2 separate regions of the Mus musculus genome follow, and region 1 is linked to region 2. A link is a loop called in an ENCODE intact Hi-C map of the cell type or tissue named here. Cell type or tissue: heart. All regions are shown on one strand. Each heading gives the region's core, and the rest is flanking DNA. Links, peaks and the distances in the headings are about the cores only. Region 1 has its middle 17 kb from the start of Gm30442. Region 2 holds the start of Rims1 (regulating synaptic membrane exocytosis 1).

Region 1 (11,666 bases), core at 1,995-9,994, 340 kb after region 2:
ATTTTGTTTGACACTTTTGACCTAACCTGCTTTCCCACCTCCATGGTGGGATGCTCCAAGATTTGGCAACCAACTATCAGCCTAGGGTAAGAAATCTCAATGCCTCTTCCAAAGTGAAAGGGATATGAACTTCCAATCTGCTATTTATTTTTTCTTTTCTTTTTTATTCTTTTTCTTTTAAAAAATTTATTGGTTGATTGATTGATTTTTTTTTACACTCCAGATTTTATTCTCCCCCCACCCCCCCCCGCCCCAACCATCCTCCAACTGTTCCACATCCCATACTTCCTCCACACCTTCTGTCTCCATGAGGATGTCCCCATGCCCAACCCCCACCCCCACTCCACCTGACCTCTAAACTCCCTGAGGCCGCCAGTCTCTAGAGGGTTAGGTGCATCTTCTCTGACTGAACCCAGTCCTGGAAATCCTCTGCTGTATATACGCTGTAGACCTCATATCAGCTGGTGTATGCTGCCTGGTTGGTAGTGTTTGAGAGATCTCAGGGGTCCAGATTAATTGAGACTTCTGGTCCTCTTACAGGGTGACCCTCCTCCTCATATTTTTTCAGACTTTCCATAATTTAACCACAGGGGTCAGCAGCTTTTTGTCCATTGGTTGGGTGCAAATATCTGCATCTAACTCTTTAAGCTGCTTGTTGGGTCTTCCAGAGTGCGGTCACGCTAGGTCCCTTTTTGTGAGCGTTCCATAGCCTCGGTAATAATGTCAGGACTTGAGGCCTCCCCTTGAGCTGGATCCCACTTTGGGCCTGTTGCTGGACCTTCTTTTCCTCAGGCTTCTCTCCATTTCCATCCCTGTAGTTCTTTCAGACAGGAATAATTATGGGTGAGAGTTTTGACTGTGGGATGGCCCCCCTCTCCCTCATTTGACGCCCTGTCTTCCTGCTGGAGGTGGGCTCTATAAATTCCCTCTTCCTACTGTCAGGCATTTTATCTAAGGCCTGTCCCTTTGAGTCCTAGTAGTCTCTGATATCCCAGGCCTCTGGTGTATCCTGGAGGGTCCCCCCAACCTCCTACCTCTTGAGGTTGCCTGTTTCCATTCTTTCTGCTGGCCCTCAGGGCTTCGGTCCTTTTCCCTCATCCCATACCAGATCAGGTTCCCCTCTCCCCTCCAACCGCAATCTATGTTCCCTCTCAGGTCCCTCCTTCCCTCACATTAGTGATTGCTTTCTTCTCCCTCCCAAGTGGGACTGAGGTGTCCTCACTTGGGCCCTTCAGCTTGTTGACCTTTTTGAGTACTGTGGACTGTATCTTGGGTATTCTGTACTTTTTCGGGGGGCTAATATCCACTTATTAGTGAGTACATACCATGCATGACCTTTTGGATCTGAGTTACCCCACTCAGGATGATATTTTCTAGTTCCATTCATTTGCCTGCAAAATTCAGGATGCCCTTGTTCTTAATAGCTGAGTAGTATTCCATTGTGTAAATGCACCCCATTTCCTGTATCCATTCTTCAGTTGTGGAACATCTGGGTTGTTTCCAGTTTCTGGCTATCACAAATAAGGCTGCTATGAACAGAACTCTGATGGCTCATGCTCTAAGATCAAGAATTGATAAATGTGACCTCATGAAACTGAAAAGCTTCTGTAAGCAAAGGACATAGTCAATAATACAAATCGGCGATCTACAGATTGGGAAAAAAAATCTTCACTAACCCCATATCCGATAGAGGGCTAATATCCAAAATATATGAAGAACTCAAGAAGCTAACCACCAAAAACAACCGAGAATTCTTTTTCTTTTTTTAGCCAGACTTATATTAAGTCTCTGTGAGTTTTAAATTTCATGCTTTTTCTCTTTTTGTTTCTTTGTTTGTTTGTTTTTGTTTTTGTTTTTTTCAAGACAGAATTTCTCTGTGTAGCCCTGGCTGTCCTGGAACTCACTCTGTAGACCAGGTTGGCCTCGAACTAAGAAATTCACCTGCCTCTGCCTCCCAAGTGCTAGGATTATAGGCGTGCCCCACCACACCCGGCCCTTTTTTTCTTGGTTTCTTACAACAGGGAATCTTCCCTCAGTGTACTGTTCAAACCTTAGCATGTTTAACTCAGCCTGCTATATAGACCTGGCCTATTAAGTTTTCAAAAGCTCAAATATGCTTTGTTATAATCATGTTATTAAAAGTACCCCTGAGCTGGGCAATGGTGGTGCACGCATTTAATCCCAGCACTTGGGAGGCAGAGACAGGAGGATTTTTTAGTTTGAGGCCAGCCTGGTCCACAGAGTTGAGTTACAGGACAGCCAGGGCTATACAGAGAAACACTGTCTTGAAAAAAAAAAAAAAGTGCCCCTGAAGTTTCCCCTCCTAGAAGACAAGACACAGTGCTTGCTCCATTGTTGACTCCTGTGTGTCTTGTTAGGTAAATCCTCGCCTTAATACTACCAGGGATATTGCTTTTCTATTTAGTAATTGTGCAAACCACCTCTACTGACCAGTGTGAGACAACTATTGGCCTAGCAGTTCAAAACACCTAAACATAACATAACATAACATAACATAACATAACATAACATAACATAACCATAAACATAACAAAAAGCCAGAGTTACTTCTTGCATTTCCAAAGTCTATTTGGTTCAGCCACACAAAACAAACACATCACCTACATGATTATAAATTCCTAACAAAACCATTATGACTACATATATATGTGGGTATATGTAAGTATATATGTATGTATGAGTGTATGTGTAGATACAGAGAGAGAGATGGATACTCTTGCTACTAATCAAAACAGCGAAACAAAGTACATATACTTTCCTTTTCTCTGTTCCACTTTTACCCTTTATAATGACTTTTCTGTCATGAGTTGGTCTCTTACTTCTTTCTAGTCTAATAAAATTAACAAGCTGGTCAAACACAGCTTAAGTTCTCAGCTACACGATGCGCTTTGCTCATTCTGAGTTCTCTATCATGTAGATCTCGGGTGTGGAGTCAACTCGGTGCCCTGTGAGAGCACAGAAACCCAAATGGGTTCCGGGGACATTCATATTGAATGGACTACTGATCATGACCACTTTGGGAAGTGGAAAATATATCCATTTTTTTTTAAAGATCCTAAATAAAATCTCCTGTTTCCAAAATGATATCACAAGTTTTTTTTCCATATTTCTTTTTTTAATTTTATTTCTTTATTAATCATTTTACTCATTTACATTTCAAATGATATCCCCCTTCCTTGTTACCCCTCCACAAACCCCTCAACCCCATCATCTGCTTCCTTCTCCCCTTCCCCCTTTGCCTCTATGAATGTGCTCCTCTGCCCATTTACCCACTCCCACCTCACCCTCTAGCATGCCCCTAAACTGGAGCAGCAAGCCTCCCTCCCCTCCCATTGATGTTATATAAGGCCATCCTCTGCTACGTGTGTATCTCCTAACTCAAAACATACATGAAATCTAGGGCACAGTGAAAAGACCAAACCTAAGAATAGTAAGTATAGAAAAGAGCGAAGATTTTTCCATATTTCTTAAAGACTAAGGCTTTCCTTCAGGAAGCCTCTCTGAGCCAGCTCACATACTCCCTTCATGTATGCCGTTGCTGGGGTATCACACTGCCAGCACCCCTCCCTGAACCATATTGTACAATCTGATTTTATCCTTAAGAAGCTGTAGTGGACAGACAGACTCCTAGTTTGTGCTTCCATTCCTACGTCATTGTGAAGGATCCCTGCCAGTGAAGAGCCAAGCTCTGCAAGCCACTTAGTGAGCAAGTGTCCTGAAAGTGATAGTACTCGCCATGCCTCCCCAGAAGACTTAGCAAGAAGACATGGAAGCATTCCCATCTCCTACTTCCTATCTCCCCTGAATTACTCTCTGTTGTTTAATGGTACTCAAGTACCTCCTGCAAAAAAATAGCCTGCGATTGGATAGCGTCCCTAAGAACTTGTCACAATGATATCCGGGAGATGGAGAGGAGGAGAAGACACTGAGAATGGAATACAGAGAGTTTAGGAAAGGCAGTGTTGACTAAGAACTTGGTTTCACTCTGGAGTCAAATATTCTCAGCCACTGGCTTTACTTCTGCTTCTTCTTTGTCTTTTTTTTTTCTTTCTTTCTCATTCTTTCTCATGCCCCAATTTCACACTCATAGAATGGGCTCCCTAAATGGAATTTATATTCCATTAACTCAATCAATGCACAATTCTATTTAGATATAATCCTAGCAACCGCAAGCCTCTATTTTTATATTATAATTGATAGTCACCTAGGAACTGCATGCTGCTTCAAAACTCTGCCCATTAAGCTCAGACATCAAACACTCGACTTCTCCCATTGTTACCTACAGCTTCCCTTCTGGCCTCTCTCTTATCCATGAAATCATTTTGTCAAATCCATTATCACACTACAGGCTTAGACTAATTGTGTGAATTCTACTCCCTGGCATTCCACGCTCTGAAAGGTTGCTGAGCTCCTCAGCACCTGGCCACCATCACTCACAGTCTTCTGAAGATGGTGCCTCAGTCTTGTTTTAAACTAACCACTTCCTGCTACTCTGTGGGTATGTCTTCTTTCAGCATCAATAGCCCTTTCACCAGTAACACCATGTTTAGATTGTAAATCAGTGTTCATGTGACCAGAGTATGTGGATAGAACATGAAATACATACTCAGATGCATATACAACATATAAAGGTGCATGCACATGCACACACATGTGCATATACATGGGGATGCGTGCACAAATCAACTTTTGGAAGACATATTGATTATTTTAAAAGGTGGGAAGTAAAAACAGAGGCATAACTGAAGGCAATATAAGATAGATACATGCATGCACTACATGCATGTATGTACTATATATGTGGGCCTTCTTTCTTCTATGTAGTAAAAGTTGTCCTGAATATCACATGTTTAAAAGTTGTATTTGACTGAATTACAGTTTTTATGCATTCAGATGTTTGCAAGTAACTTTAGCATTTGTGAAAACTTCAAGGTCTGCTTGGTGGAGGTTAACCTCAGACCTTAATGAAGCCTCAGACTCTCTTCTCAGGAACATAAATTCACAGTCTCTCAATAGTGCTCAACATTTCTCTGTCCAGTAAGGTTTTCAAAACAGATACCATTCAAAAGGTTTTTGAACCTCATCTTGATGTCTCAATACTTCTTATTCCTAAATTAAATTCTTTTATATAACAACACCATCAACCTCTCTGATTATGAAAGATGGAATGCCAAACAATGCTTTCTAGGTGGCACAATGACATTTGAATGGCACCAACACAACATTCCCAGCCTGTGTTATAACATTCCACTTCAGGTCATCTTAAATAATGCCTTCAGTTTACACCTAAGAAATTTAGATTATTCACTGTAGGAAATGTTGGAAAAAGCTTTCAATTGATGAGAATATATTCCATTTATAAGCTCTAATTCTGTAATCCTTCACCAGTCTTAGAATCAAATATAAAACTCCTGGATTAGTAGACAATGGAAAAATGTGAAAACTATTAGTATCCTTATTTCTCAAATAATACTGGCTCCATCTGGTGGCCAAAGTAATAATTCCCAGTCCCATCTATCCGTCTATGAAGAAGAAGAAGAAGAAGAAGGAGGAGGAGGAGGAGGAGGAGGAGGAGGAGGAGGAGGAGGAGGAGGAGGAGGAGGAGGAGGAGGAAGAAGAAGAAGAAGAAGAAGAAGAAGAAGAAGAAGAAGAAGAAGAAGAAGAAGAAGAAGAAGAAGAAGAAGAAACCTTCTTTAATAGAAAGAAATAAAATGCCCAGGTAGATACACATATTGAAGAATTTATAGAACTTATATTTAGTACTGAGAACATTAACATTTCTACTTACAATGAGCCTTTTCATGGAGAATATAAATAATAACTTGGTTTTATATTACAATTTAAGAAGAGGCAAAACTATAATGTAAGAAACGTAACCTAAACCTCTATTTTATTTTATGAGAATGAGTAGTCATTTCAAAACATATTTAATATATCTCTTATTGAAAACAGCCAAAAATCCATTACTATTTTAATCAATGTATTGTAATTAGAGTAAGCCTATTGCCAATTAACATGTAAAGCACGCCATAAGCTACTTAGTAATTCAAGAATCCCGTGGGATCAATATTTCATTATCATTGCTTCTCTGAAGGAAGGAACCGTGATGCACGAGTGGACTATTCTTAAAGGGAGCAAAGCCCACTTTTCTTTTATTTTTATAAAAACTTATTTATTTTTTTATTCTTTAATCCTTTTTTACAGTCCAGACTTTAGTCCCCTCCCAGTCTGCCCCTACCCCAACCATTCCCCATCCCATAGCTCCCCCCACCCATCTCCAAGAGGATGTCCTCAACCCTCCACCCCCACCCCATCAGGCTTCCCTAGGTGCATCTACTCTCACTGAGGCCTGACCATGTGTCCTCTGCTGTATATGTGCCGAGGCCTCGTATCAGCTGGTGTATGTTGCCTGGTTTGGGGTTCAGTGTCTGAGAGATCTCGGGGGTTGAGACTGCTGGTCTTCCTGTGAGGTCACGCTCCTCCTCAGCTTCTTCCAGCCTTTCCCTAATTCAATCTCGGGGGTCCCCAGCTTCTGTCCATTGGTTGGGTGCTAGTATCTGCATCTGACTCTTTCAGCTGTTTGTTGGGACTCTCAGAGGGCAGCCATGCTAGGCTCCTGTCTGAAAGCACACCCCAGCTTCAGTAATGGTGTCAGGGGTCTGGACCTCCCCTTGAGTTGGATTCCCATTTGGACCTGTCGTTGGACCTCCTTTCTCTCATGCTCTTTTCCATTTTGTCCCCACAGTTCCTTCAGACAGGAACAATCTTGGGTCAGAGCATCCCTCCACTTGATGTCCTGTGCCTCCACTGGAGGTAAACTCTACAAGTTCCCCATCTTCAGAGGCAGGGAGACCCTCTAAAATGTACCAGAAACCTGGCAAGTGAGAAACTCTCAGGACTCAAAGGGAGGGACCTTGGATGAAGTACCCACTTTTGCTTTTCTATGCATTAGCTCTTAGCTGTTTTTTGTTTTGTTTTGTTTTGTTTGGTTTGGTTTGGTTTGGAAACAGAAGTTTCAAGCTGAACCCTTTGTGTTGTGTCTGTCTGTCTCCATCTTCCCTCAACCTCAGCACAGGGGTTAATGACACAGGAGCCATGTGAGGCATATATGAGGAGATTCACACTAGGTCTGCATGCTTGCCCAGTGAACTCGGCAAACCCAAGTCAACCTCTTGAATTGTAACAGGTAAAATAACTCTTGGATTGCTTCTAATGACTGAAACTTATTCATACTTCTGAAATTCACTCTATAATAATAATAATAATATAAATATTTATAAATAAATAATATAAATCATTTACTTTCTTCCCTTATAGCTAGCTGATCCAGTGATGTTTACAACAGCAGGGCATAGCCCATCACCTACGAAATGGAGCTATATGTTTATTGCTACCCAAAGAGAAAACTCAAAACTAAATAAATAAACAAGCCATGGCAATGAACAAGGTGATTGCACGCACAGCACCAAAGTAAACTTATGCGATGCAATCATAAACATATGAGATGTGATCATAAACATGCGATGCTTTTATCCTATCACATGTAGAGTGAGTCTCAGTTCCAAGTTCACCTTGTTTTGTTGTTTTGTTTTGTTTTGTTTTTTTTTGTTGTTTTGTTTTGCTGTGTGAAAATGGACCTAGGACTTTTTTTTTTTTTAAATTAGTGTACTGGCTAGTTTTGTGTCAACTTGACACAGCTGGAGTTATCACAGAAAAAGGAGCTTCAGTTGAGGAAATGCCTCCATGAGACCCAGCTGTAAGGCATTTTCTCAATTAGTGGTCAAGGGGGAAAGGCCCCTTGTGGGTGGGACCATCTCTGGGCTGGTAGTCTTGGTTCTATAAGAGAGCAGGCTGAGCAAGCCAGAGCAAGCAAGCCAGTAAGAAACATTCCTCCATGGCCTCTGCATCAGTTCCTGCTTCCTGACCTGCTTGAGTTCCAGTCCTGACTTCCTTTGGTGATGAACAGCAATGTGGAAGTGTAAGCTGAATAAACCCTTTCCTCCCCAACTTGCTTCTTGGTCATGATGTTTGTGCAGGAATAGAAACCCTGACTAAGACAATTAGTTATTTTACTATTTTACATTTCAAAGGTTATTCTCCTTATCAATTTCCCCTCTGCAAACCCCCTATCCCATTCCCACTCCCCTCTACTTCTATGAGGATGCTCACCCACCCACTCACTCCTGCCTCATTGCCCTAACATTCCCCTATGCTGGGGCATCAATACTTCACAGGACCAAGGGCCTCCCCTCCCTTGATGCCAGATAAGGTCATCCTCTGCTACATATGCAGCTGGATTTAGTAGCCATGGAACTTAGGGCTTTTTAAATATGTTTCTCAGCTCTGAAGCTCTATGGGTACGAGATGTTGGAGACAGGTAGCAAGAGTATAGGATTGTGTCTGCTGATCACAAGTCCCACACGCAGCAGCTTCCTGTTGCATCGCCACATTCTCCAGAACCTACCTGCTGAAGTGCTTGTGGTACTATGTCTAGTTTCTGCTGTGTGTAGCCTTTAGAAGTGCTCGGGCAGTGGCTCATTCTAGCACTCCTCCCATCCCTCCAGATTATTTGTGGCAGAACTCCTCTAATTCCTTTAGCATTCCTGACATCAGCCATGACAGTTCCAGGAAGGCTGAGAGGCAGTAATACTAAAAGGCTCACTTTCCCTGGTATGTGCTTTTGTTGTGGAGTCCCTCCTGTAAAACAGCTGTGTGGGAAAACTTTCCCTGGGGAGATGCAACACACAGGTCAATTCACCCCAATCAGGGAGCTCACAATAGAACAGAATGTAGATACCACCAACGTCCAGCTTGGTGAACCAGAGTTTTATTTGTATTGATTACAGGAGTATGTGTGAGGGGTTACCTACAGGGGCAGGAATGACTCAAAGACCTCTGCATCACCAAAGCCCACCCCAGCATGTATCAGCTCTCAAAAGCTGGGAGACCTGGCACATACCACACTGCCTGCAGGCAGTTAAGCAGGTTAGAAACTATCCCTTCCAGATGCCCTCAGATGGTCTAGCCTAACCCAGGCTGGTTTCTGCGTCTTTCAGGCAGTTTGTGTGGTTTCAGAGTCTTCTTCTTCTTGTTTTGTTTTGTTTTGTTTTGTTTTGTTTTGTTTTGTTTTGTTTTGTTTTGTTTTTCGAGACAGGGTTTCTCTGTATAGCCCTGGCTGTCCTGGAACTCACTTTGTAGACCAGGCTGGCCTCGAACTCAGAAATCTGTCTGCCTCTGCCTCCCGAGTGCTGGGATTAAAGGCTTGCGCCACCACACCCAGCTCCAGAATCTTCTTTTCAACTTGTCTTTTCTGAGAGACACTTTTGGCTTTTATTACTTATTAGAACAGGAAGGGGCCTAGTGAATCTTGTCAGTTTCAGGAACTTCCTTAAGCTATTTTGAGTACTTTCCTATTTAAGGAAGATCGAATATTTCAAATTCATGAAACTACTACACAAGAGAGACTTCTATAAACAACTCCCCTTGGTTCTCTATAATAGGTGTGTCACCAGCAAGTTCAGTTGTGTAACAACATGGGGACTTTCTGCTACCCAATGAGCCAGGTCATGAAAGCTTCCCAAAGAAGCTTGGAGAGCACACCCCCGTGTGCTTTCTAGCTAAGTCCTAGTGCAGTAACTGCTCCCTGTACTGTGCTTCCCACCTTTAGACCTTGTAAATTTTCTTTTTTTTTTTGTTTGTTGTTGTTGTTTGTTTGTTGCTGTTGTTTAAATGTTCCCTATTCAACTTATTGTGTGGCTGCCTGTTTTAGCTGGGTGAACACCTACAGATCCTTATGCTCATCCGTTAAGATGTTGTATCAATCTATTACCTGTGTCTGGACACTCACCATGATGTACTGAATCTGTGGCCCAGGTGGTCTGCTCAGAAAGCACCATGCTCTGCTAACTTTTCTAAATAAAAAGTTTTAAAATTTGAACACCAGAAACTAGCCCTTAATTTTTAACACTTGTGCAAACAGTGTAGGTTTATATATGTATGTTGTGTATATATATATATATTTTTTTTTCAGAGAATGTTTTAAATAAGATGTTTGTGCTTTGAAGATATTGCTTAAGCTTTCTAACTGCATTCAGATTTAACTATTTATATACGGGTACTTTCCCTTGTGGGTCTGGAGGCATCTTGGTAATAAAGAGGGTGGGTTATACAGGAGACGGTAAGTCTGGATGGCTGTGGTGATCATTTCCCATAAACATTCTAGGCCTTTACACTCAACCTATTGTTTCTGTGGATTTAATACAGGTCTGCATTCTGCCCAGGCCAAACTTCATTCCTGAGTCAGACCTGGACACAGTCTGAGCAATCAGTCTTCCCACTATCTGAACAGTGGTGACTGGTTCAAGAAGGATAAATGAAACTTTCTTCTGGGGCTTTTAGACAGACTCTTAATGCTGGCGTTAAGCTGTTAAGACGTAATCCTGAACTGCTAACCACTGCGTTTGCCAATAGGTAGGAGAAAAGTCTCTGCCGAAATGGAAAACATATGAACTTAAACACAGAACTGAGAGAGAGAGAGAGAGAGAGAGAGAGAGAGAGAGAGAGAGAGAGATCAAATGCGACCCATCTGCCTCTGCCTTCAGATACCTAAAGTTCTTATAAAGTCATTCTGTTGCTTATGACTGTTATAGACAGTCCTGTGTTATAATCATGAGTGTTGTGTCTTACTGAAACCCATAGATCACAGGCCTAAGTGATTCACTGATAGATAGAACTGAGGGGGAATCCTCATTCAGATATGTACTGGGCCCCAGGCCTTACTGTGTAAGCAGCGCTCAGTGTTGGACAGTGGGTCTCAAAGTAATCAAACCCAAAGAGCTCTTCAGTGAAGGAGGAGATCCTTCCATGGTCAATAACACAGCTACTCAACTCTGACAGTTATTCAAACACTGTGAACAAACACGGGACTTAAAATAGCCAGAGTATCTTGCACTACTTACTACTAGCTTTTCCTTTCCAATCTCTTACTGCCTGTCTCTTATTCTTTTATCAGCCACAAATGGTACTGAAATAGGACTCAGTGGCACAAATCTAGCTTTGGTTTCTACCAGATCAAAGCCAATTAACAGTTAAGGTTTTCCACTCCCCTCCACGGCTGGCTCTCACACATTAGCATTCTGCCCTCGCTGACAGGTCTTATGCCACATAGTGTGATTGATCAGGGGATATGTTTTTAAAATTTCATCACTGTCTTTATTTTTATTTTCTAACCCGCTTGTCACCTGTTCCTGTCTCTGTGAGGGGTTTGTATAAAACAGTAAAAAGCCTATCTTAAAAGAAACACAATGTGTGACATCATGACAAAAGCCAGAAAATTGTGTGTTCCTGTGGACACGTCACTCTTCCCTTGGGTGGGTTCCTGTTTTGCTTGGGAGAGTGACAGACAGAAGGGCCTGGCATTTGTCAGTTTATGTCACAACCATGGCATTTAAACATAGGCCTCTTTGTAGGTTTTTGTTTCTAGCCAAATTTTTTTAGGAATTGTGCCAAATATATATCGACTCAAATAAGCATAAAAGATCCATCCCTGCTGTCTCACTTGAAGTCAAATATTGCTTAATTGTAACACATTACTTTTGTTGATTTTATAGATGTTTTTAGATGTTAAATTATTTTCTTCTATATGC
Region 2 (11,666 bases), core at 1,286-9,285:
GTTTGAGAACTTCCACAGTGTGTCTGTACATTTGTTAAGACAGGTTTTTTTGAGAGTGAGATTCCTACACAGCACAGGGTTAGCTTTCTCTGAGTCAAAGCCCACTTACTACCAGTGTGGAGCGGGACTAAAGGCAGCAAGTGTGCTCTCTCCTACAGTCTCTTCTGCCCAATAGGACATCTTGAATTCAAAGACCCTGTTTACATCTCAGCCACTATCTCTCTTCACTATCCACCTTTCCCCCTTTTCTTCTCATCCATCCTTGCTTGAACAATAGTGTAGCACATACCTGGCCTAACGTGTGGGCCAATAGAAATACACCTACATTACAATCACCTCCTCCTTAAGTCTCCCTAGTTCATTCTTTTTCTGCTTGGCAAACTGTTGCTTCTGGAAAACAAGCCCTTTCAACACATTTCGAAGTACAACATGATATGTGTGCACACAGAGGAAAACTAAAGTAATAGAGACTTCTACTTCATCTTTTCTCCCCAAGCAGGTTATATTGACAGATGTTTGAAAACCAAGGCCACAGTACCACCCCCCAGCAAAAAGGCAGAGATGCCCAAAGTTGTCTTTGTAACCAAGTCACATCTTGAGGGGCAGAATATGGAATGAGTAAGAAACCCTACAAAATCTAAGAATTTTGTAACCCATGTTCATACAGGAAGTGGAAGAAATCAAATATAAAAAGATGCCCAGTTGCAAATGTCTTTGCATTGTACTAATACAGTTTTCATTATCTTTAAATTGAAGGACATTCCCTTCCCCTCAATCCACAGGAAGGTTCTGTGCACCACCAGAAGTGAACTCAGCCCTGCTCCATTACGACCAGCAGCTGATTTTCTCTGTTAGCTTAATCTGTCAAACCACTTGATTGAGTTGAAAGAGAGACCAGAAACTCATGTAAGGAAAGGATAAATGTTAGAAGTTTCTTCTTGGTTGAGAGAAAGTGTAGTGCTTGGGGAAGTGGCTGCATTTGTTGTGAAAGTCTGGGTTGAAGCCTTGTTGAGCCATGGATGTGACTCAATGTAGAGTATCCCTGAAACCCTCAGGATAGACTAACGACTTGAGACTTGCCACACCTGCCAAATCTTCTGCACAGGATACTGAGTGGATTCAAGCACACAGTCTAAGTCAACACATTTCACCCAGCCAATTTTTTTTTTCTAATTGTAAACAATGTTACTTAAAATTAGTAGTTTTTTTTCCAAAACTAATGTGACCATGAGGATAAAATACTTACAACTTCATGTAATATTTTTAAATTCCTGTAACCAATTAAAGTAACTACTGGACTGCAGTAAATATTCAATAAGTGTTAGCCAATTTTAGTAACCATTTCAATATGGATTGTTAATTCCCATCATTGAGCCATCCCCTCAATCTCTGCTTACTGTTTTCCCTTTCTCTTCTCTTCCTATTCTGGAACTCTTTTCTCTTTGAAGCTTTTATTTAAGAAACAGAATAAGATTTGTACCTCTAATGAGATCTTCCCTGATTTAGGGCTCAGATAACAAGTTTTCTGTCTTTGTAATATATTGACCCATGATGCCTGGTGACAGGTACTTGAAGGAACATTCATTGAAAAAGTGGAGTTTCAAAAAAGTTCCAGGACACACTACACACACACACACACACACACACACAACCAAAAATTAAGACCCATTTTACAAACAGTTACGTCAATCATAAAATATAATTCTTGAGAGCCATTTTTTTCTAATTATAAACAATATTACTTAAAATTAGTAGATTTTTACAAAACTAATGTGACCATGAGGATAAAATACTCCCAACTTCATGTAACATTTTTAAATTCTTGAACTGGAAGTAAAATGATTTTTCCCTATTTAAACCTATTTAATGTCATTATCGAATTTAGATTTCAGCAGTAACTTGAAGTCAAGGCTAACTATACAAATATATTCTGATTTGTATTTGTTAGACGGTACTACATATAATATCCATCTACTTTTTCATTCTCTCTATGAATGTTTGCTGTTCTATCTTGTGGAGAAGAATTCACACACAGTAGGCAGTGCAAGGCAAAGGTATTGCATTTATCACAAAAACATATTTTAAATCCAATTTCTCTGTCCCCAGTACTTCAGTTTGGTTTGGGTCTTTTGTAAAAGAAATTTCTCAGATATGTGATATGATGGATCAAGTATTACCACAAAAACTTTTCTTTTAAGCAAAGGCCTATGAAAAGCATTATTTTTTTTCCTGGTCATTTTTCTTGGCAAGTTTAGAAAAGGCTGCCACCCATGTCTAGATGTCATCAAAGGCCCCTTACACATGTGTCATTTGAATGGCCCCTATGATCCCCAGTTTCCAAGACATAAAATTCCTTCTGTGAAAAAAAAAAAATAAGTGTAGCAGTGCCTCACTAATTGCAGACACCATGACAGGCTTACAGAGAAGAGCATCAGCGTTCCAAAACACTTGCCAACCCACCACTGCACAGGAGGCCAGGACTTTAGCAGAGGAGGCCATTGATAAAGTTGATGCAGAGGTCCAGGGTTATTGAGAGCTGTTGTATAACAGCAGTACACGCTGAGATATTCTGTGAAATCGTGCCATAAAGGAATAGTATTTACAAGTCCATGGAAAGCAGTGACAGGGATATGCCAGACACGAGCAGTTGGGCAGAGCTTTTAATGTGCTTGTCCATGTAAACCCATATAGTATTATCATTGACCCTAGGTGGTCAGCAGGTTTGCGATTCTGCCCTAAACTCATCCACTCCAACTTAAAACCTTCACCCTCTACAATGCTTCCAACAGCCAACGAAGAGGCATTATGCCACTGCTTGTACTGTGACCCCCTTCCTATCTGGACTCTCAGGAGCAGCCCATATTTATCATTAGCTGCTGGAGGCCTCCATCTACCTGCTGTCTGCAGCAAGCACCAACAGGAACAGCAGCGAATCTGCAAATGCTAGCCAATTATACAGTGTCTAGGACAGGTGGCAGGGGCTGCAGTAGTGAGGACAGATGGACCAACAACCTGACAGACAGACAGACAGCAGCACCATTAAGACATCATTACTTCCAGGCTCAGAAGAGGGGAAGCCTGCAGCATGGGGTTGGGGCAGTGTCATTCTTTCACTAGGGACAGGAAGCAGATTAATGAGGGTTCTGCCTCCCTCAAGCTGGCAGGCTTGAAGTATTTGGTTTTTTGTGGTTTTTTTTTTTTTTTTTTTTTTTTGGTTTTCCCCTGGATGAGAAGGAGCAGGGAATTCAGAAACCTGCAGCTCTTATAGAGCCAGGCTAGCTCTGGCCTTCTAAGTTAACAGCCTTTTATTTTCCCAGAGTCTATAATGAAAGAGGAGGAATCACTGAACCCCTACTATTTTGCTGTGGCCTGACAGCCACATCTCTCCCTCAGTATAGCCCTCCCTACTCTACAGCAGTTGCTTTTGCTCAGAGGACCCACAGTCTGTGGTTGCAGCTTTCCCTATGCCTCTCCTGTTAGGCTCAGCTGCACTGAAGAAAAGAAGATGCCTTCCCAGCCAGCACCTTCCCTTCAGGAGGCCATTCTAGGGAGTTTGAGAAAGGCCATGATGGGTGTGCCCTGTGCCCTGGTATCACCCCCTGCTCCCTCTCTAGACTTCCCTGCAACCAGCTAACTCTAGATGCAACAGGTTCCCTTTGGCTCTTCATGTCATTTGCTTGCCCCAAATCCACCTTCTGCATAAGCAGAGGATACCAAGACATTGGTACCAGTCAGGGAGTCTACATTCCACCACCCCAGAGAGGAAAACTTTACTAAAGGGAAGACAGAGTTGAAATCCCCTTCTACTTCACGCCACCGGAGAGGCTAAGAAGCCAAGGCCAGCATGTATGGCAGTCCTTGCAAGCAGTTCTGAAGCAAAGGGTAGTACAGTCTCACAGACTCCTGCACTACCAATAGTCAACCCCATCCCCTCCTCATGCCCAGGAAAATGGGGGCACCAGGCACGGGTCCCCTAAAGGGCTGATGGGTTCTGTAAACAGGGCATGTGTAGATATTTAATCCCCGACTGCTTCCTTTGGGAAATGGGAAGGCCCCAGAGGTCTCTTAGAAGCCAGTAATGAGAAACCCTTATTTTATTTCAGGCCAGAGTTACCAATCAGCTGCTGTCATTACCAAAAAAACTTTGTACTGCCAGTGGCCTTGCATGCGGATAAGAAAATGTGTCTTCATACAGTTATTCTGTGTAGAAGCCTCAGAATCAAAGGTTAAAGGGAAGCTGGGAATGCAGGTTACCAAAGATGGCAACTGCCCAAAAAAGACCCAACCTTTGCATTGTAAAATGAATGAGCACCAAAACAAACACTAAAAATAAGCCTTTTTATTATATAAATACCAGCAAGCACCCTTCACTGTTGTAACTCAGATGTGCTCAACAACTCCAAGGAGGAGCTGCCCTCACCATCTCTACCTCCACCCTTTTCTCCACTCATGCCCTGGTCCCTAATCTGCCCTCAGCCCAGAGCTCCTACCATTGGGTGGGATCAGCTTCACTTGGCGCTGCATATCTCACCCCACGGTGGTCCCCCTGTCCACTCAGTCCTCCTGGGCACTCCTGGCTCAAGCCATCTTCCTGGGGTCCTAGGTTTTTGGCTTTGTGGGGTCCTCTCCTTTCTCCGGACTCCCAGACTTCTACCCTGCTCAATCCCGAGGAGGGGCCCCTAGCCCCAAGGTGGGCACCTCTGCCCTCACCCCTGCTCCCTCGTCAGCCCCTCCCCCACACTCAACCCAGAGGACCTGGTGAGTGAGTAGTGAATGGATGGATGGAGGCACCACCGAGGGATGGATGGCGTGCCCTGGGGGGTTGGGGGGTGCTTACTTGAGCATGGCCTCTTCTTTTTCCTCCTCTTCCTTCTGCCGGTCCATCACTGCCATGATAATGTTCCTCTCCTCCTCGGTCAGGTGGCTCAGGTCGGGCAGTTCTTGCATAGGGGGAGGCACCGTGGGTGGGCGAGGACCTCGGGGCCCCACGGCCGAGGACATTTTTCGTGGCCTGCCCGCCCCCTCGGCTCGCTGGCTCTGGCTCTCACCTTTCGGATTCACGCCCCGCAGCTGCGCCCCTGCTTTCCACGCTCACAGCGAAGCCCTCCCGGCGGCGGCAGCGGCGGCGGCAGCGGCAGCAGCAGCGGAGCCGGGGACAGCGAGGACCCAGTCTCTCATGATGCTCTGCCTCCCGCCGAGCCCGGATGCTGCCTTTGTTTGGGTCGCCCTGGCGAGGCTCGGGGCCGCCTGGCCGCCTCCCGCAGCCCAGCCTCGGCCGGCGGGGGCGGGCAGGCGGAGGCTCGGCGAGAGGGCGAGGGCTGGCGCTGAGCTCCGGAGCACGGCGGCCGGGCGCGGGCTGGGCTGGCGGGCCGGGGGCGGGGCCGGGCCGGGGCCGCCCGACGCTGCTTGCTCGCGGGCTCCGCTGCCTCCAGTTTGGGGCTGCGGGAGGGAGAGGGAGAGTTTGGGTGTCAGTTAGGCGGAGTCTCGGAGCTTCGCTCCCGGGTGATGCTGCTGCTCTCGCAGACATAAGCTGCCAGCCACTCAGTCCCGGAGCCGCTCCGCCCACGGGCACCACCCACCCACTCCCCGGGTCCGAGCCACGCGTGCCCTGGCCATTCCCCCCGCCCCACGCTCGCCGACGTGCATACTCCACTGATCTCTCCCAAGGTACCCCTCACCCTGAGTCATCCTCCCTCTCCCAGGTCCTGGTCCATGTCATCCTCCCCAGCCCTATTTTCCCATGGGTTGCTTTAATCATCTTCATCCTCGCCACAGTCTTCATCATTGATGCTTTTAGAGCACCCACAGGGTTTAGAACAGCAGGATGGTACACCCTCTAGGTCTATTTTCCCCTTCCTGCCACCATGTCTTTCTGCTTTACTCGGCAAGTGTGCACAGCCACAGTTGTGTGTGGGTTCCTAGATAATTTTGGTGCACACACACACAACATACACACATCCAGCAACCCGAATTAGCATTGTACCCTTCAATGCAATCTTTTTCTTGATGGGTTCTCGCTAGAATTGTTCTGCTATGTATCCTCATTTTCCCCTCAAGATGCCCCACCACACAGTAACTCTTTAATTTGCCATTTGGGGCACTGGGTAGCCCCATCAGACTGCATAACTGCACTTCACTGGTGCTTGGAAATGGATTATCTACTCTAATTCCTCCAGTGATGTTCGCTATCATCATGCACTCACTTCTCAGCCTCCGTGGGTACTTCTCCAACAACACCACGATAGCACGATAAGGAAAACACCCACCCATATCCTATTGGATTTAAAAGCGTCTGCTCAGTGCCTGGTACGATGATAGGCATTAAAGGGTGAGCTTCTCTCAGTGATAAAGGGGGGAAAATTAATAGACAATTCTTTCAAAATACGTAATATTATCGCCTTTGAAACCTGGAGACTGAATTTTGGTAATGCAATTATAAAAGGATCAATAGAGAGACTGGCTCAAATTGAGCCATTTCCCAGTAAGGATCTCATAGCAATGATGCGAGATAGGATGGGTTTTCTCTCCAGGGAATTCTTTCTGTAGTTCCAGAAGCAAGATAGTACCTATTTTCCCCCTTCAGCCTTAACTTTGTTAACATGGGGGGGGCAAGGATGGGGGGGTTATACGATGCTAAAAGCTTCACATTTAAAGACCTTACAGTTCAATTGATTTTGCCAGTAAATGCAGTTTTTATGTGGAGATATATATGTGAAACTTCTTAGTAATTAAATGCTCACTACCTACAGTAGTAACTTGGTCCTTAAGACTCAATCTCTCCACTAAGCAGAATTTTTTTGAATTATTTGAAACAGTTGCCATGTCTGCTTCAGGCATCTCCAGAGTAAACCTAGCCACTTATCATCTAGTAACGTTCAATATCTGGCCATTCCTGTTGTCTCACTTTGGACACAGCTAGTCCCCCTACTTCCCCTCCACACCCATCTCTTTCTCTCCCTTATAAAATAACTATCAAGAGGGTTATAACCAAGAACAATCTTCAGTATGTGAGTATTTATTATGGCTTTGTAATCATCATGTTTATACCATACAACACTGTACATTTTTATAGTTGTGTCACTTAAGAGATTGTCACTGAAATAACTGTGCAGTCCTCTAAATTTCCACTGATTTTTTTCCCATAGGTACTGATATCTAGCCAGATTTTCTCTTTTCTCTAATTAAAGCAGTTGATAGAACACTCTGATCAGCATCTTTTCATCATTAAAAAAATTATACTTTCTTCTCTTCACAGATCACATATTTAAGAAGATGAAAGAGGGGGGAGGGAAAGAGGAAGGAAGGAAGGAAGGAAGGAAGGGAGGGAGGGAGGGAGGGAGGGAGGGAGGGAGGGAGGGAGGGAGGGAGGAAGGAAGGAAGGAAGGAAGGAAGGAAGGAAGGAAGGAAGGAAGGAAGGAACCTGAGTTGGAATTCTGGCTCTATTCAAGACGATCTTGACCCTGGCTAAATAACATCCCTTGCATCTGTGTGAAATAGAGCAGAGGCTCTTACCTCAGATGGATGGTGAGTATTAAATAAGACGCACATTAAGTCGTCATCTGGGGGAAAAACACTTTGTATGCTTTTTTTAATTTCAAGCTCTCCCCCCAAGTAAAATGTTTATCTCTGTTATTAGGACACTGAAGGAAGCTGTAATATTGACAGCTCAGTCATTCTGCCAGATGCCCATTTTTGTGGAGTCAAACTGGACATTTGAAAAGACCAGGGACAAAGGCCTTGCTGTTAGGAGGTTTGTAGTCAAGTTGGTTCTCCTAAAATTCTTCTGAAATACAAACAGAGCCTCAGTATAGATGGGAACTGACTGAGGAAAATTCTCAACAGCAAGGACTCAATAAACAATTAATAATGGCGATTTAATTTACTTTGGTTGCTATAATAAAATAGCATTAGTAGAGTGGCTTATGTAATGGGAATTTATATTTGGGAGGTTTTGAAAGCTGGAATTTCAAGATGAAGATGTCTACAGGTTTGTTTCCTCTGAGGCTCTTCTTCTTGGCTTAAAGGTGGCATCTGTATATTTGTGTCTTTTTGTGTCTCTCCCTCCACAGGAAAGAATATATGTTCTACTAGATTAAAACCTGACACTTATAAACACATTTAATTATATTTATCTGTTTAATCTAGACCTTGTGGGGGATTGGAGAGATAGCTCAGCAGGTGAAGGGACTCAACAACTGGCCTGACAACTTGAGTTTAATAACTAGGACTGACATGGTCAGAGAGAGAGCCAGCATGAAAACATACACACACACACACACACAATATGCAAAAAAAAAAATCTTGTCTCCAAAATACAGTTATATTTAATGGAACTGGAAGTTAAAATTTCAACAGAAGTTTGGGAGGGAATCCATTTTATTACATAACAATTTTGTCAGAATTATTTGAGGGAAATGAATGCTTGCACTATAATCTTAATATCAATATAAAGAAACCTGCTGCTCAAATACATTTCTGTTCATAGCTACCTTACCAGGCCTGGTACACGAGTGTGAAAATAGCAAGTGAGTAAATGATGGTGTGCGTGTGTAACTGCCAGCCCATGGGGTTTCTCCTTTCTTATCCACTATGGAGAGGATCAAAACAAAATTGGAAAGCATAAAAGAAGAGGTTTCTTAAATGTACATGCAGAAAAGCAGGACTTTGCCATCTTTAGATATGCAAGCAAGCAGTTAAGCTGTGTGTCCCCAAAGTGCAGCTAGATAGATCCTTGAGGCACCCCACTAAACCATGCTCAAGGGACTTAGGAAAATATGCACAATCGTTCTCTCCCAGAAATTCACAATGTGCAGTAACAAATACAGAGTGCTAAGGTATAGTCATTTGCTGCTCTGTGTAGAAGGCTGCCTTTTCCCAAATGCATTGAACCATAGAGCTATGTTATCTCCTGGTGGGAAAGCATGCCTCAGTCAAGGTTTAAAGAAAAACTTGACTCAGTCCCTGTTACCTGAAGCCTTTAATTAGAAGGGCATGGAATGTCTGGTATAAGTCTCCTTATCTGACCAATATTAATAAAAATAAATAAATAAAACCTTAGTTATCTATTTATAAAACATGCATCACATTTCCTTGAAGGCAGCATGAATACTGTTTTAGAACACAACCTGAAACCATTCAAATCTACTCTTTCCATTGATAAATCTAAAAATCATCACTTCTCAAAAACACTCTAAAATTGGGCACTGAAGTTCATTATTAATTTAGTTCAAGCAACTGAGGTTTTAACTGAAGCATAGAAAAAAAAAATCACTGACACAAGTCAGTTTTAACTCGTCATTAGCATCTGAGGCCTATGGTCAGTATTATTGCTTTCCAAATGAAAGCCAATTGAAATTGAGATGGCAGCATTGCTTAGGAAAGGTGCATCACAGAATTAGTTCAAATGCCATCATTTTGGATTAGGTGTCCTTATAAAAGACAAGACCACAGACATCCAAGGGAAAGTAAGCTATATGTAAAGACATGAAGAGCTATACATGGGGAAGATGGCCATGAGAAGATTATGATTATCAGGGTGGTCTGAGATGTAAGTAATGGTCCATGGATTATGACTGAAGAATTTGTGGAACTTGAGAGGTGCACATGTGCTGTAAGCGTACCAAATCCTTATTATCAGCATCTAAAATCTTTTACACACACACACACACACACACACACACACACACACACACACACACACATATATATATATAGTATGTAAATACATACACACACACACACACACACACACACACACGTGTGTGTGTGTGTGTGTGTGTGTGTCCGTGTGTATGACATATGTGTGTCTGTAACATTGGAGACCAGAAAATTGTGTTGGATCCCCTGGAGCTGGAGCTGGGTATGAGCTTCCCCGTGTGAGTTCTGAGAACTAAATTCAGGTTCTCTGGAAGAGCAGCAAGTGATGTGAACTGCTGAGCCATCTCTCCAGCCCCCAAATGTTTTTTTATGTCAAAGGTTGTCTTGAGAGCCAGAGGTGGGTATATGCATGCAAACTCACACAAGATTAATGGGCAACGTGCAAGTTAGTCTCTTCTCTGGGGAACAAATAGGTAGCACACTTGTGATTCAGTATTCTGCACATATATTAGAAATATTTAATTTTAATTTCTAAATAATTTTAAAGCATAAAAATACTTTCAAACATCTACCAAACCTACTGAGATGTGCCTTGTCTGGCAGGTGGATTTCCTCCAAGAAGTTAGATTTCTTGCTTCTATTCATGTGTACTCTGACATCATTCCCATGAACACTAATGCAATCAGTCACATAAGAATGGCATTTGTAAAAAACGATAACACCCTCTAGCTTCTCAAAAAACAGGAATTTGTGCCCCTCTTACCATCATTTGCATGAATAGCATTCACCAAAATATGCCCTGGTTTGTGATAAATTAAATGGTCACTTTATCTATATACAGTCATAGGAATTTGCAAAAATCTAGTCTTTCTGGCTTCAAGGAACAGTTGGCTTTCATGAGATGTTCCTGAAAGTAGTTGGCTGAGATGGAATATCAGATTTGGGCTCAAAGTCAGCCAAATACCTATTTTAATCTTAAAATTGGTAAAGTTCCACTGCTGTCATTTATTGCATGAGGAATTCCACAGGTGGGGATGTTTCTGTCCTAGGACCAGGAAGGTCTGTTGTCCTCTTTTCTTCTGAAAGGTCATTCTGCAATTAATATTCTTCTCTGTTTCACTTGCTTACTTGCCTTATGTGTCTCCTGTCTTGCCACCAGAGTTCACGGCCTCTGCTGTACTCTTCTGAGGCTGATCACCTTCCACATTAATCACACTCGGAATGCTTAACAGCAGTGTTTTGGAATAATTTCTCCACTTTGTATTCCTTTTCAATCCCTAGTTTTGCCTTGAATAATTTCGGGTTTTGATATTATGTGATATGCATAGTCTCATTGCAGATTCCTTTAACAGTTTCCTGGTATAGTTCATTGGAGAATGCCGTCTGAGGTTTTATGCTAAGAGGACCGAAGGCCAAAATCTTAATGTCAATCACTCTAGTCAAGTCGTGTGCTGTCCTCCTGACATTTAGCTCATCTCTCTCTAAAGAGTGGGGCCAATTAAGTGACTTGAAAACAAATCATTACATTTCATTTACCTGCAAACCTAAAAGCACTGTAAATGGAAAAGATTTAGATAAGAATTCCTAAGAATAGATGGCTACATAGGTACCTAAATTAGAACAGAGTTTTTGCTAGAATTAATGTTATTTTATTATATTTGTATTATAGTAACATTTCATTTAAAAAAGAAACATCTCAAAGTAAGTTTGGGCCAGACACTCTTTCCCTAGAACGTGGTTTGAGCCCCAAATGTTATCTAATTCTGTCCTGGAATAGACGATCACTTATAATGATGTTGGTGTGACTCCCTTAGGCACATGGGAAACCCAACAGAATACAATCTCGCACAGATGAGAGTAAGACTTTGAATGTTAATAAATTTGAATTTCCTTGCTGTAAAAGAGAAAGGTAACTTATTTTCTGTAAACATTCTCAACATTTGTAATACATACAGTAACATTGCTGAGTCCGGTGACATGTTTCAGTCCTGAAATCCTACACGGATTATCATATTTTTTGTCTTTTAACAATGAGCATGCAGGAGCGGTATCTTTGGGGATCAATAGTA

Evidence for each region. A loop is a pair of places that touch in the nucleus more often than their neighbours do. Peaks named below come from ENCODE experiments on the same cell type or tissue, not always from the same donor. Only the 100,000 strongest peaks of a DNase experiment are listed, where the experiment ranks them.
Region 1: it touches region 2 in a loop (2.6-fold over the local background); 7 of 42 quality-filtered maps call a loop at or near these places.

The regions. Positions count from the first base shown.
Region 1 is chr1:23,135,236-23,146,901 of GRCm38, forward strand. No RefSeq gene overlaps it. Among named protein-coding and RNA genes, the nearest start is that of Gm30442, 17 kb to the left of the region's middle. In heart, for the core only: a CTCF peak has its summit at 5,474 (motif pointing left); no DNase peak of the experiment used is centred there.
Region 2 is chr1:22,800,724-22,812,389 of GRCm38, forward strand. It overlaps Rims1 (regulating synaptic membrane exocytosis 1), which reads right to left and starts at 5,435. Exons shown (of 35, transcript NM_183018.4): 1 at 4,838-5,435. The coding sequence starts at 5,001. In heart, for the core only: no CTCF peak of the experiment used is centred there; a DNase peak (open chromatin) is centred at 5,208; H3K4me3 peaks cover 1,988 bases; H3K27ac peaks cover 1,065 bases; H3K27me3 peaks cover 1,706 bases.